Linked DNA regions of Mus musculus: region 1 is linked to region 2. The links are chromatin contacts, found by Hi-C or POLR2A ChIA-PET in ENCODE. All regions are on one chromosome and are shown on one strand. The core of a region is the stretch at or near the end of the contact, and the rest is flanking DNA. Distances in the headings are between cores, read along the strand shown.

Region 1 (7,289 bases), core at 2,421-4,920, 720 kb after region 2:
CCTTGCTCCAAGCTACCAGGCTTCTGACTTACCTGACAATGCCCCCCGGTCTTCAGTATCACTGTCACTGTCCACAATGTCATTATGCTTTTCAATGTCAGCCAAGGACTGGCCATAATGAGTCAATTCTTCATCTTCATTTAGGTTGTAGATGTTCTTTTTCTCATGATATCGCTTGACAAAAAGGGTTAACGTCAGTTACTTAAAATTATTGTGTTTATTTCCTAGAAAATTAGTTATTTTCCACTATATGAGAGATATGACCGTACATGATCAGTATGAAAATTATTCTGGATCATTTGAAAGATGATTGAAATACATGCAGAACTTGTTGAGAAAATTTTTTTTTAATTAGGTATTTTCCTCGTTTACATTTTCAATGCTATCCCAAAGGTCCCCCATACCCACCCCCCCCAATCCCCTACCCACCCACTCCCCCTTTTTGGCCCTGGAGTTCCCCTGTACTGGGGCATATAAAGTTTGCAAGTCCAATGGGCCTCTCTTTGCAGTGATGGCCGACTAGGCCATCTTTTGATACATATGCAGCTAGAGACAAGAGCTCCGGGGTACTGGTTAGTTCATATTGTTGTTCCACCTATAGGGTTGCAGTTCCCTTTAGCTCCTTGGGTACTTTCTCTAGCTCCTGCATTGGGGGCCGTGTGACCCATCCAATAGCTGACTGTGATCATCCACTTCTGTGTTTGCTAGGCCCCGGCATAGTCTCACAAGAGAGAGCTATATCTGGGTCCTTTCAGCAAAATCTTGCTAGTGTATGCAATGATGTCAGCATTTGGAAGCTGATTATGGGATGGAGAAAATTCTTATCTAAGTCAACTCGGCTAAGCTAAGCTCCTACTCAGTCTCCCCCTTGGCAATGGTTCCCTACTCACTCCTCCAACCAACAAAGCTGAAGGCAGGACCTCAGCCGACTCTGACACGTTACTATTTGCTATTTGCTCTCGTAAAGGTATTTATCTACTAGTAACTCTTCGACTCTTCAAAGTACCTTCCCCTTTGTCTTCGCAGATGGGACACACCCCTTGAGACATATCCCCTGTACATGGCAGGCAAACCACTCAGAGGTGAACAAGGAGAAGCACCCTTCACCATGGCGGGCCTTGTGTAAAGTTTAGAGCAAAGACGTCCCTGCCATTCTTTTTCCATACCTGTTGCTCCAGAGCAAATCTCTTCATCATCTTTTCCTCTGGGCTTATGTTGCTATTATACTCCCCAAAGCGTTTGTCTGCGAACACATTGGACTTGTTCCTTTCTTTGTACTCCTTTAGTAAAGTTTGGGTTCTCTGGAAAACACATCACACATCAATGATTCTCACATAAAATCTCTATAATCTTCACTGAGGTGGCCACCAGAAGGGGTTGTAAAGTTGAGAAGAATACAGTTTGCCACTTTATTTAATGCTAATAACCAGTACATGTGGCAGGTATACTGCATGAAACTCAAGGCTTAATTAGAAACAGCTGATGTGGTTCTGTTAGATGCCACATTATTCTATTTTCAAATGTCCTCTCTGCCATCCTTGGCCTATAGTTTATACTGGTGAATTATTAGACAGTCATTTGTATTTTTTATAATGCATGCATTGAACCACATACAGGACATACACAGGACAGTGTCAGCTCCTTGCAGTATGGATATTTTACCCAATTCAAAAGAAATTTCCTGCTGGGCAGTGGTGGCGCACACCTTTGATCCCAGCACTTGGGAGGCAGAGGCAGGCGGATTTCTGAGTTCCAAGTCAGCCTGGTCTACAGAGTGAGTTCCCAAGACAGCCAGGGCTACACAGAGAAACACTGTCTCGAAAGAGCAAAAAGAAAAAGAAATTTCCTTACAAAGTTACAATGCGATTCCCTTTAAGGACAGACCCAGATGTGATCAAATACCATAGTGGTGAGGTTATTATTTATTTATTTATTATTTATAATATAAATGTATTAAAAATAAAATTTAAATTAAATTTAAAATAAAATTAGTAATTAAGTTTTTTTAAAAAAGAAATTTCCTTCAATCTAAAGATCTCATGTAAACTGGATCCTTTGTAACAAAGTACAGATTTGTAGCTGTGAAGGGCAAAGGCTAGGTCTTACTTATCCCCTTTACAAACATTACCAATAAGTCTAACCTATTAATTTTCTCAAAGTAACCATGAATTGCCTTTTACTTACTCATTTCTTTTATTTATTTTTTGAGACTCAACTGGAAGTTTTGAGTCTCACCATAAAGCCCTTAAACTCAGAGATCCACCTGTCTCCGATTCCCCAGAGATTAAAGCCACAGCACAAACGGCACTCACAAACTTTTATTTTTTAAAGTCAAACGAACGTCAGCAGTTACATAGAGAATGCCATTTGTTGAACTGGTTTTGAAAGGAAGGTACAATATACTCTTGAGATGGGGCCATAAGAACAAGGATGGAAGCTATGAGGTTATCCCCAAAAGGTACTATTCCAGTGACTTCCCAAGGGACAAGCTCATGAAATTCAGAGGAAGGACAATTTCCAAACATTCAAAGAGCATACTCTGTAAACCCTATCCACGGGACGAATACTGTCATGGTCAAAGCATACAGAGCAGTGGTACAGGGCAGCTCAGAGCTCAGAAGAGATTGACTCTTAGGCCCTAAAAGCTCCAAGAAGAGTCAAGAAGAATGTATACCTGGAAGATCCCAAGGAGGAAGGGTTTCCAGAGGAAGCGCATTCGATATCAAGCAAAGGAGAGGCAGTGTTATGCCTCAGTCCTGATCGTTTTGCTGGCTAGTTTAAGGCAAACTTGACACAAAGTATAGTCATCAGAAAGAAGGGAATTTCAATTGGAAAAAAATACTTTCATAAGACCGGGCTGCAAGCAAGCCCAAAGAGCATTTTACTAATTAGTGATTGACCGCGGAGGGCCCACCTATGTGCTAGCAGCGGTCCTAGGTTCTTTAAGAAAGCAGGCTAAGCAAGCTATAGAGAGCAAGCCAGTAAGCAGCACCCCTCATGACTTCTACATCAGCTCCTGCCTCTAATTTCCTCAATGATGGAAATATATAAGTGTAAGCCAAATAAATCTTTTTCTCCCCAAATGGCTTTCACTAGCCACTGGGCATAGTACGCAGAACCTGGGTAGAGCCTATCCCCTCACCTTCCTGATGGCACGAGCGCGGGACACCCCGGGCAGGCCCACATCGTGGCGCGTCTTCCTGCCAAGGATCTGGAACTTCTGCCGGTTGACTTTCACTTCAAATGGGTTTGGGTTAGTTTTCGCCGGGCCTCCGGACGCCCCTGCGGGCGCTTTGTGGACCTGCCTCCGCGCCCCAGTCCGCTTGGCTTTCCCCATGACATTCACTCCGCCACACTTTGGACGACAGTGCGTACAGACCAAGCAGTTCAAGAAACTCGTGCATAGGATGCTGATGTAAAACCACGCCCAGCTTCGTCTCGCGATGAGTGCGTCAGCTTCCCGTATTTCGCGAGAAGTACACAAGTCCTGGATGACACTAAACAGGCACTACAGTTTACTGGATTAAAGACTACAACTCCCAGGAGGCCACACTTCCTCGACTTCCTGGCGCTGGGCCTTATGGGATCTGTAGTGTCCCGAGAGCCGCCACAGTATCCTCAGACGCCGCCCCGAGGGGAGCTCTCGGGCTCCCTCTGGAGGAAAACCGTTAGCCGGGGCCCAGCTGTCTTGCGAGTTAACTGGCGGCTGCGGCTGCCGCTGCTGGAGCTGTCGCCGTCGCCGCTGGAGACCGCTCTCGAGTTTGTAAGCTCCTCGGTAGGGTAGGGCGCGGCGAAGGTTGAGTGCTGCCCAGGACCCGGCGCTGAGGAGAGAGTTACGCGCCCTGGGCCTGGGCGATGATGCTGAGAGGAGCTCGAGCTACCGCGCGCCGGCGCCGATAGCGGAAGCCCCTTGCCGGGACAGCAACAGAGCTGGAACCCGTAGCGAGCCTACCCGTGTCCCATCTCCGCGGCGACCGCGACGGCGACAGCGACGGCGACGACGGCAGCGCTCCTGTTGGCAGTTGTGGCGACCCCGGAGGAGGCGGAGGAAGAAGCGACAGAGACGGTCGCTGTCGCGGAGGGCCACCGTCCAGAAGCCGCGTTCCTCAAAGGACAAGGGATGCCCCGAGGCTTCTGCCGCGGGTTTAGGATCTCCTTCCCCGCAGCCTTCCCCGTCTCCATTGCCTCGACTCCGAAAAGTTCGACGTCGGAAACCGCGGCAGCGACGGCGCAGGACAGCGATCATGGAACTCGAGAACTTCGTGGCCAACAATCTGTTGCTGAAGGCCCGTCTAGGTGGGTGCACCCCGGGCTCCCCGTCTCCCCGAAGGTAGCGCCTCCTAGGAACTTTAACCTTGGAGAGAATCCTGATTCCTTGGTACCTTATTGTCTAATAAGGGAGTTTTGATTCTACTGGAACCAATTCTGGATTGGAGCTGCAGCTTAGCGGGTGTCAGTCAGTGATCCTGGGCTAACTTTTGTTGTTTTGAAACAGTAGCGCTAGCCTAACAGGCACAAGGGGCTGATTGAGTTCCATCTCACTCTCAGCGCTGCTAATCTGAAAGACAGAGTATGGAAAGTTATGCATTGCACACTTTCTAGGATTACCCAGGCAAAGGTTCCATGGGAAGTAGACGCTATTAAGAAGCTTCAGTGTGTTCACCTCACAGAATGTGAAGTATATTCTTTGAGAAAAACCAGTGAGTAACAGATGTTTTTGATTTTTCTTTTTGTTCCTTTTAAAAATTGATTTTAGCCGGGCAGTGGTGGCGCATGGTGGCACACGCCTTTAATCCCAGCACTCGGGAGGCAGAGGCAGGTGGATTTCTGAGTTGGAATCCAGCCTGGTCTACAAAGTGAGTTCCAGGACAACCAGGGCGACACAGAGAAACATTGTCTCGAAAAACCAACCAACCAACCAAACAAACAAAAAACCCCACAAGTCCATTTACGTTCCAAGTGATTTTCAGGAAGAAGAATCTTAATTGGACAATATAACTATTTTCAATATGGGAAGCCCTAACAAGAAACATTGTCAGAAATTTCTTATAGTGAGTGGTGTCCAGAATTGAATACCAAACTAAGGGCTTTGAAACCCCTGTGAGCAAGGAGCAGAGAGAGGAGGCTTGAAGCAGGAAGATCCTCTGTGCAATGGCAGTCTAGGCTCCATAGTCTGCGAACTATGGAGTAGACTATGAGTTCTACTATAGTAGAACTATGGAGACTAGAGCTATCATCAAAGAAACAAACAAATGAAAGAAAAGACATTACTCTGTCAGTATTTTTGAATTAATACTATTATTCAAAATAATACTGTTTTGAGGGGCTGGCAAGATGGCTCAGTGGTTAAGAGTGCTGACTGCTCAACCATCCGTAATGAGATCTGACGCCCTCTTCTGGTGTGCCTGAAGACAGTTACAGTGTACTTAACGTAGAATAATAAATAAATCAATAAATCTTCTGGCCAGATCGAGGGGGTTCAATTTCCAACAACCACATGATGGCTCACAACCATCTGTACACCTAGTGTACTCATATACATAAAATAAATATTTTTTTTAAATCCCCTTCAAGGACTAATTGGAATTTGGAGTGAGAAACAACATGAACAGTCGAATGTTCTACTGAAAGAGAAGCAAGTGCATACTTCTGAGTCTTTCCTAACTGCCTTAAGAGAAAACCAAGACCTGGTTCTCTTCCCACTCATTCTTACTTTTTCTATTCAAAACAGTATTTTTTTAAAGTTTTTATTTATTATATGTAAGTACACTGTAGCTGTCCACAGATACTCCAAAAGAGGGCATTAGATTTCGTTACGGATGGTTGTGAGCCACCATGTGGTTGCTGGGATTTGAATTCGGGACCTTCGGTAGAGCAGTGAGTGCTCTTAACTGCTGAGCCACCTCTCCATTCCCTTGAAGGGATTTCTTTTTTTTTTTTTAAGATTTATTTATTTTTATTATATGTAAGTACACTGTAGCTGTCTTCAGACACTCCAGAAGAGGGAGTCAGATCTCATTACGAGTGGTTGTGAGCCACCATGTGGTTGCTGGGATTTGAACTCCGGACCTTCGGAAGAGCAGTCGGGTGCTCTTACCCACTGAGCCATCTCACCAGCCCCTTGAATGGATTTCTTAATGGAAATAAAATCTAATCAATTTTAGGTTTTTCTCTTCTTTCTACCTTCATATCTGGTTACAGTGTCTGAGAACAGGGAATATTGCATTAGGTTTTATTATAATGATGTAGATAATTTTAAACCCCACAAAAACCTGGGTTCAATCACCAGGATTCATGCAAAAAGCCAGGGCATGGTGTTTATAATCTCAGCCGTGGGAAACAAAGACAAATGGGTAACACGCACACGCGCGTGTGAGAAGTCAAAGAACAAATTCGAGGGCTTGGTTCTCAGCCCTTCACTGACTGATCTTAGCTTGAGTGGCAGGGATAGAAATTAAAAACTAGAAGTTGGGTGTATCAGAGGTAGAACATTTGACTAACCTGTGTAAGGCTCTGATTAAATCCCCAGCACCATAGAGAAACGGGGATGCGGGGAGAGACAAGCAAAGCCTGCTATCTAAACTTGTTCCCTCACTTGTTTAGGAAATAGATTGAGGTATTTCAGAGATGTGGGAAACACATGCCCTATAAAAGGAGGCAAGGAATGCTGAGCCCTATTCATGGGCTTGGCATCTAGCTAGATGAGTAAGCCTATTTAAATTCCACAGTAGCAATCTTTCTGGAAGCCAGAGGCCTGAGATCCCAGAGAAGGTTACCTGTCCATGAACACCAGAACAAGCAGTGGACTTACACTCAGTGGCAACTTTGTCCTCCTTGGGCATACCTATGAAAGTCAGACCAATGCTATCTATGCTGGATGATGGCTCTAGTCTGTGTGGTGGGGCCTTTGGACATTAGGAATGTGGCTGCTGCTAAAACACTGGCAAGTGTGCTTATTAAATGTTTATTTATTTTTTAAGGCTGAATTTGTGAGGGAAAGTAATGAGTGTTTTTAACATGTTAACATAAGGTGCTCTGGGCAGTGGGCTGTTGAATTCAGAGCTTCTAGTCTCAAGGTTTACAGTAGAGTATGTGAGGAGCACAAGATGACTAAAAGCCCTTGGGCCTATACCAGCCTCGTCTGTTGGAGCAGAGCTACATTTGATATATCTCACAGTTTTTCAAGCCACTGCATTGCAGACAGTTCACCAGAGCTCAAGGAAATGTAGACTTCTTCCTCCCAGTTTTCTGAGTCTTAGTTGACAGTTAAAGCTATGTTACGACGCTAT
Region 2 (7,512 bases), core at 318-2,817:
TTGAAAGGCCACCTGGTATAATCCTACTGTCACCTCCAATGTTACTTCTAGAGTTCACATGAACATGTATTGTATCAGTCACAACAGAACAAACATGAAACAGAAAAACACAAACACACACACACACACACACAAAATGAATGAGAAAAACCAGCCACAACCTAATCGTCCATTTGCTGTCTGCTTGAAGAATGGAACCCCATAATTCGGAGTAAATCAAACTGTCTGCAACAACTTGGATGAATCTGTCCAGGTGTTTACCAACAGAAGACACACCCACACCACACGGAAAATGAATATAACGTGGAAACCTGTTGCCGTATTAAATTCAAATGAGGCAAACCCCAAATACTCGTGTGTGCTAGGAATGCACACACGATTGATAACCCTGCCAAAATAAAACCAAAAAAAAAAAAAAAAAGCCTCCTGCAGGAAAGAGGAATGGAGGTGCTTTGGAGGGACCAGCCTTGTTTTCATGTGTGGAGATAACAGGAGTCATTTAGCTAGCTCTCAGTATTTTTTAAACCGAATAAATATGCAGTTTTGTGTATATGGTATAGTGCAGCAATAAAAATTAATGATATAAAAATAATACAATAACTGGAAATGTTTAAAAACTAAGGTAACTCGGTGTTTTTAGCTGCTATCAGATGTAGTGGCCCAGACCTCCAGAGATTGAGACTGGAGGATACCAAGTATGAGATCAACCTGGGCTACACAGTGAAACTATACATATATTATTTGCGTATGTATTTGCAAAGCATAGTATAAGTTAGAGAGATGCAATGTGGAACAAGAGTACACTGAAAAGAAGCCACAGAATAGCCGGGCGTGGTGGCGCACGCCTTTAATCCCAGGAGGCAGAGGCAGGCGGATTTCTGAGTTCAAGGCCAGCCTGGTCTACAATGTGAGTTCCAGGACAGCCAGAGCTATACAGAGAAACCCTGTCTCAAAAAACAAAAACAAAACAAAACGCCACAGAATAGAGATGAACGCAAGCCGACTGATATTTGGTAAGGCAAAAGCAACAAAATTAAGGTCAGCAGTCACATGGAAAGTTGCACTAACAGCCCCGAACCAAGAGTAGCTTCGGAGCTGAAGCATCCAGCACTGCGGAAGGGGCGGGCCTGGCTGTTGTGGCCATGGCCCCACGACCCCCGAACGCGACAGCGCCCAGCGGCTGGAAGTACTAAGGTGTAGGGGCTAACGGCGCCAAAACGGAGCTGCGCGCGGCCGGCGGGAGAAGGGCAAGGTGCGGCGCCGGAGCCGGCGGGAGGCAGGAGCGGTGCTCCGGCCGGAGAGAGGCTGGCCCGCGTCCTCACCTCGTCCACGGTGCGGCGCGGGAGATGCAGCGTCCCGAGCAGTAGCTTGAGCTTCACGGCCGAGGAGAGGCGGTGGAAGCAGAGGCGGATGTTATCGATGACCGCGGCGGTGAGCAGGGACGCGATGCTGGGTGGCGCCCACAGCTCGTCCGTGGCGCCCAGCTTGTTGTGCAGCCACAGGCCGGTGTCACTCTCCCTCATGGAAGCCATCTTGGCGGCGGCAGCGCGCGTCGGCCGGCATCTTACGCGGACGCCTACGTGTCCCCGGCGAGGACCCCCAACATGGCGGCACCCGTTGGCGCGGGGCGGGGTCTCGAGTGCAACTGCAAATGGCCCCGCCTTCTGGAGGCTTCGAGCCGAGGCGCAAGAACAGGGAGTGGGCGGTGAGTCTCCGCGAAAAGAACTCTGGGTTTCCGTAACGCATGATGGCGGCACCTACTAGGGCGCCGGGCAATGCCGTAGCCATTTGAGTCGCATCCGTGTGTCGTCGAGATGTTCCGCTCAGAGTACCGCAGTGAGGCGCAACAGTTTGGTTTCCCGGTGTGCGGCTCATTGGAAGGAGTCCGGAGAGCGCGCTGGGCTCGTTCTCCACAGACAGTCTTGAATGGCCCTTGCCCGTCCTGCATACAGTGCTGCCTCAGGTCCGCATACAGGTCCGTTCCGTGTCGGGGATGTCACTAGGCCATTTCCCATGGTTATGTGGTCGCGATGGCTGTGGTTAATCATCAGGGCAATTGCAAAGTAGTTCAGAGTACGGTCTTTCAAAGGCTGATCCTCCACAGCTGCTGAGAAGCCTAAATTCACCCTGTAGTGTCTCTCTTTATCAGAACTTGACAGTGTAGTTCTGTCCATCCTTCGAACTCACTCTGTAGACCAAGCTGGCCTCAAATTCCGAGATCCACTTACCTCTGCCTCCCAAGTACTGGGATTAAAGCCCTAGGCCACTCACAAGGCAGTGTCAGCAAAAGTGGCAGTAGGGCACGACTCTGGTCACAGATATTTAGGAGATTGAAAAGGATCGGTTGGGCCGAGGAGGTAGAGGCCATCCTGTGCAAAATAGTGAAACGAATCTCTTAAAACACTAAGTATCCTGGGAGTGGTGGTTCATGTCTGTAATTCCTGGAATTTGAGCTCAGATAGGAGGGTTTGAGTCCATTTTGAGCCACAGAATGAAAATATATAACTAAATGTAAATTGTTTTCTCCTAATTGAAATATTTCATGAAGAGGGGAGAGCAGCTCTTAAGACTTAGCATGGTAATTAAATGTACAAGCCTGAGGAAACTTGGAAAGGCATAAGACTCACTAGGCCACTTCCCATGGTTATATTAACAACTATTGACAGAAGAGACTGTGGAATTGCCTGATTCAAGGGACTGGGAGCCTCAGGTATCCAGCATTTGGTGACAGCTGTAGTGGAGTGGTCTTTCCTGACACTTTAAGTTACTCAGACTTGCCTGGTGGTGGTGGCACACACCTTTAATCCCAGCACTTGGGATGAAGAGGTAGGTGGATTTCTGAGTTCGAGGCCAGCCGGGTCTACAGAGTGAATTCCAGGACATCCAGGGCTACACAGAGAAACCCTGTCTTGGAAAAAAAAAATGTTGCTCATCCTTGAAGTAGGTTTTTGCTACTTTGTGGGTTCTTTTTCCCACCCTTCATCCTCCCATCCATTTCACCCTCTATCATTAGATAGAGAAGGAAGGATAGAGGAGGAGGAGAGAGAGAGAGATCCCTGAATCTAGTTTCTTCTTTGAGCACCGCTACTAACAAACCACAATCCCCTCCCCCTGCTCCCAATGGCTAACAATCACCAACTCCACTTATCAGGGCTCTAGCATTTATATACCCTCTGAAAAATTCCCAGAATTTCAAATGCCACACAAACACAGAAACTATCTGCAGCTGGCAAAACCATGGCTCTGCTAATCAGTCAGCTGCTACAAAGCAGCCCCATATCCCCACACTTAATATTAAGACAAAAACATAATATTTCTGTGTTTTTTAAAGAAAGCAAAATATCAGAATTCTGAAAATTGCCACTACACATAATTGCCAGGTGTGGTGGTACACATCTTTAATCCTAGCACTCAGGAGGCAGAGTCAGTAAGGTTTGAGGCAAGACAGGTCTACAGAAAAAGTCCCAGGACAGCCAAGGCTACATGAAGGAAGCCTGTCTACAAAAATGAAGTGGAAACTTGAGGGTTCTTTGGAAATTCAGTTATGCTGGATGGTGTTTTGCTGGGGTATACATCTGAAGGAGTGTTTTCCTGAAGTGGACACGGGTGAAAGATTAAGGCAGACTCATGAAGGAACATTTGGCTGAAGCAGACACTGGAGAAAGGGTGTTCTGCTAAGGCAAGCATGTGAAAGGACACGTGATGAGGATTCTTTGATAACAAAATCCATGTGTTGATCTGCATTTGTTGGATTCCATAGACAGAAATGCACCAAAAAAATGTCAAGTGATATGCTGCAGTTTCTTGCTGCTTCAGTGGACTTGGGCTGATTGGCAGAGTGATGTCAGCTGAGACAGATGAATATGCTAAGGCAAGGCATATGCCAGCCACGTGATGTTTGGAGGATATAAATAGGCCTGGACCGACAGTTATAGGGCATGGTGGGGGGTGGAGCTTGGCTTATAAAGCTGGCTGTTTTGTGGTCTCGTGTCTTCAGTGATCTTCACTTCCCTATGAGAGGCACAGCCAAGTACTTCTGGTTTCCCTTGGGGTCCCTCCTGCCTGGCTGCTTCCACTAGGTAGGTAGTGCCACCACTGCTGATTCATGTTTGCTATCCTAACTACCAAACTGGACTGCTGGTATATCTGAAGTGCTTCCGAGTGGATGGAGCTGCCACTGCGGACCTGTGAACTGAACTGCCAATTTCCAGACAACACAGATGGGAGTTGCTTCAAAGAATCTTTCTAAATAGGTCCAAGTCCTCAGAAACCTTTCTTTCCCACTACCTCTGGTGGGTGGTAGGCTAAAAGGGAGGTTAAAGCGTCTAAGAACCATCATTAAAAATAGGCTTTGAATCATTAAAGTTATGGGTAGTCCCCAAGTGGCTTAGGCATTATGGGTAACTCTGCTTCAAATGTAGAGAAAACTGCAGATTATAAGCAGTTAACAATGTGCTTAAGGAGATTGGCAAAATGGCAGCTACTGCTGCTGGATGGTATCCTGCCTTGCTCCCAAAAGAGATTTTTTGGCTTTGTTTTGTATACTGTTTTGGTAAAGTTTAATGGGAAACCTGACAATTCTCTTCTGATAGAGAAGATTGTAGACTTGACTATACATTTAGAGAGTTTTCAGATAGAGGTAGAAGAGCTTGGGGAAAGGGGGCCCACTGGGAGGTGAAAAAGTTCAGGCTTGGAGAATGAGACCAGGAATGTATTGCACAATGAAAGCAAAGTAGGCTGGACGGTAAACTGCCTTGCTTCTAGGGGCCGGAAAGGCAGGAAATGGCTCAGGTACAACACGTTAATGTGCAGCTAAGTGCACCACCAGAGACTTTGCTACTCAGTCACCTTCAGCCTTCCCAGTCTATGCAGCATATGCCTGCTAACAGAGGTGGACAGGCTTATAATGAATTGACCTGGAGACCCATACAAATTCTATTTTTAAAGCATTTTAAAGAGGCCATGGCCAGGCGTGGTGGCACATGCCTTTAATCCCAGCACTTGGGAGGCAGAGGCAGGCGGATTTCTGAGTTCGAGGCCAGCCTGGTCTACAGAGTGAGTTCCAGTACAGCCAAGCAAGGCTACACAGAGAAAACCTGTCTCAAAAACAAAACAAAACAAAACAAAAAGAGAGAGAGAGAGGGGGGCCATGGTATTGTATGACTTACATTCTTCCTTTGTCAAAGAAATGCTAAATGACTGGGCTATACAGCATAGCGTTATCCCACAAGATTGAAAGGGATTGGTGTCAGCTGTTGTAGAAGCTGGTCAACAATTACAATGGTTGTCATGGTGGAGGCACGAAGCCACAAAGCTAGCACAACATAATCTAGCAAGGGGAATACATGTTACTAAAGGCCAGCTGCACCGCGTGCCTTCCAGTTTGCACCAGTGCCTGGAGCAGAGCTTCTGCTCTGGATCCAAACCCACACAATCACACTACAGTTACAGATCAACTCCCCAGGTATTCTGACACATCCAGGATCACAGGTGAGACCCCAATACCCAACGTACCAGGACCCCTGCGGCTGGAGGATGTAGACACCCCAACCAGCCAGAGACCCCTGTGCCTTCTGGTTTGCACCAGTGCCTAGAGCAGAGCCTCTGCTCTGGATCCAGACGCACGCAGCCAACATCTCAGTTGCAGCTTGACTACCCAGGTATTCTGACACATCCAGGATTATAGGAAGGACATGCTCCAGTCAGAGACATTGAGGCCAGTCAACACCAGAGATAGCCAGGTAAGTGCAAGAACATAAGCAACAGAAACCAATGTGACTTAGCAATATCAGAACCCAATTCTCCCACCACAGCAAGCCCTGGATATTCTAACACACCTTTAAGGCAAGATTCAGATCTAAATTCTAAATTCTCTCCTAGAGGACTTTAAGGAGGACATAAATAACACCCTTAAAGAAATGCAGGAGAAAACAAGTAAACAAATAGAAGACCTTAACTAGGAAACACATAAATCCTTTAAAGAAATACAAGAGAACACAAACAATTGAAGGAAGTGAACACAACCATCCAGAATCTAAAAAAAATTGAAATAGAACATTAAAGAAAATACAAAGGGAGACATCCCTGGAGATGGAAAACGAGGAAGTAGGAGTCACAGATGCAGGCATCACCAACAGAATACAAGAGATAGAAGAGAGAATCTCTGGTGTACAGGATACCATAAAAGACATCAACACAACAGTCAAAGAAAATACAAAAGAAAGTTCCTAACTCAAAACATTCAAGAAATCCAGGACACAAAAGACCAAACCTAAGAATAATAGGTATTGAAGATTCCCAACTCAAAGGGCCAGAAAACATCTTCAACAAAATTATAGACGAAAACTTCCCCCTAAACTAAAGAACGAGATGCCCATAAATATACAAGGAGCCTACAGAACACCAAACAGATGGGACCAGGAAAGAAATTCCTCCTGTCACATAATAATTAAAATTCCAAGTGCACAGAACAAAGGAAGAATATTGAAAGCGGTTAGGGAAAGGGGTCAAGTTACATATAAAGGGAGACCTATCAGAATCACACCAGCCTTCTCAACAGAGACTCTAAATGCCAGAAGATCTTGGGCAAATGTCATATAGACCCTAAGAGAACAAAAATGTCAGCCCAGGCTACTATACCCAGCAAAACTCTCAATTGCCAAGGTATTCCAAGATAAAACCAAATTTAAATATCTTTCCACAATTCCAGCCTACAGAGGATAATAGAAAGAAAAGTCCAACACAAGGAGGGAAACTACACCCAAGAAAAAGCAAGAAATTAATCTTGTCACAACAAAAAAAGAGAAACACACAAACATAATTCTACCTGTAACAACAAAAATAACAGGAAGCAACAATCATTGGTCCCTAATATTTCTCAACATCAGTGAATTCAATTTTCCAATAAAAAGGACATAGACTAACAGACTGGATACGTAAGCAGGATCCTACATTTTGCTGCATACAGGAAACACACCTCAGGGACAAACACAGACACTACCTCAAAGTGAAAGGAAGGAAAAAAATTCAAAGCAAATGGTTCCAAGAAACAAGCTGGAGTAGCCATTCTAATATCCAATAAAATAGACTTTCAACCAAAAGTTATCAAAAAAGTTGGGGAAGGACACTACATACCCATCAAAGAAAAAATCCACCAAGATGAATGAACTCTCAATTCTGAACATCTATGCCCCAAATGCAAGGGCACCTGTTGCAGGAAATATTTTAAAATTAACCTGCCAACTCTCTGAGGGGCCAGACCACATTTCCATGCTCCTGCTGCCAGCAGCAACTGTTTCCAGCTAGCCCCCACAGCATCTGGCTCGCTTGTCCTGGGAGCCACTAGTTCCCTCTCTGCTATAATCCCCTGTAATCGGTGGTACCACATTCTAGTAACCAAGTTGAACCACCAACTTCGTAGTTAGAAATCACAATACCCAGTAACCTGGTAGACTTAAAACTCTTAAAGCTTATAGTTAACTAATCAGATTTATGTATCAACAAACTCACAAT

The links. Hi-C counts contacts between places; a loop is a spot of excess contacts on that map. ChIA-PET counts read pairs that join two places held with the same protein, here RNA polymerase II (POLR2A).
Region 1: a map of heart shows a loop between it and region 2 (3-fold over the local background). The contact joins the promoter of Grk4 here to the promoter of Nelfa in region 2. A Hi-C loop is called at or near these places in 1 of 37 maps with a recorded cell type or tissue (heart). POLR2A ChIA-PET finds 5 or more read pairs at or near these places in 1 of 5 experiments (embryonic stem cell).

Annotation. Positions count from the first base shown.
Region 1 is chr5:34,656,709-34,663,997 of GRCm38, forward strand. It overlaps Grk4 (G protein-coupled receptor kinase 4), which reads left to right and starts at 3,671. Exons shown (of 16, transcript NM_019497.2): 1 at 3,671-4,296. The coding sequence starts at 4,245. Nop14 (NOP14 nucleolar protein) reads right to left here and starts at 3,440. Exons shown (of 18, transcript NM_029278.2): 1 at 3,143-3,440; 2 at 1,167-1,301; 3 at 33-174. The coding sequence starts at 3,337.
Region 2 is chr5:33,934,704-33,942,215 of GRCm38, forward strand. It overlaps Nelfa (negative elongation factor complex member A, Whsc2), which reads right to left and starts at 1,568. Exons shown (of 11, transcript NM_011914.3): 1 at 1,323-1,568. The coding sequence starts at 1,532.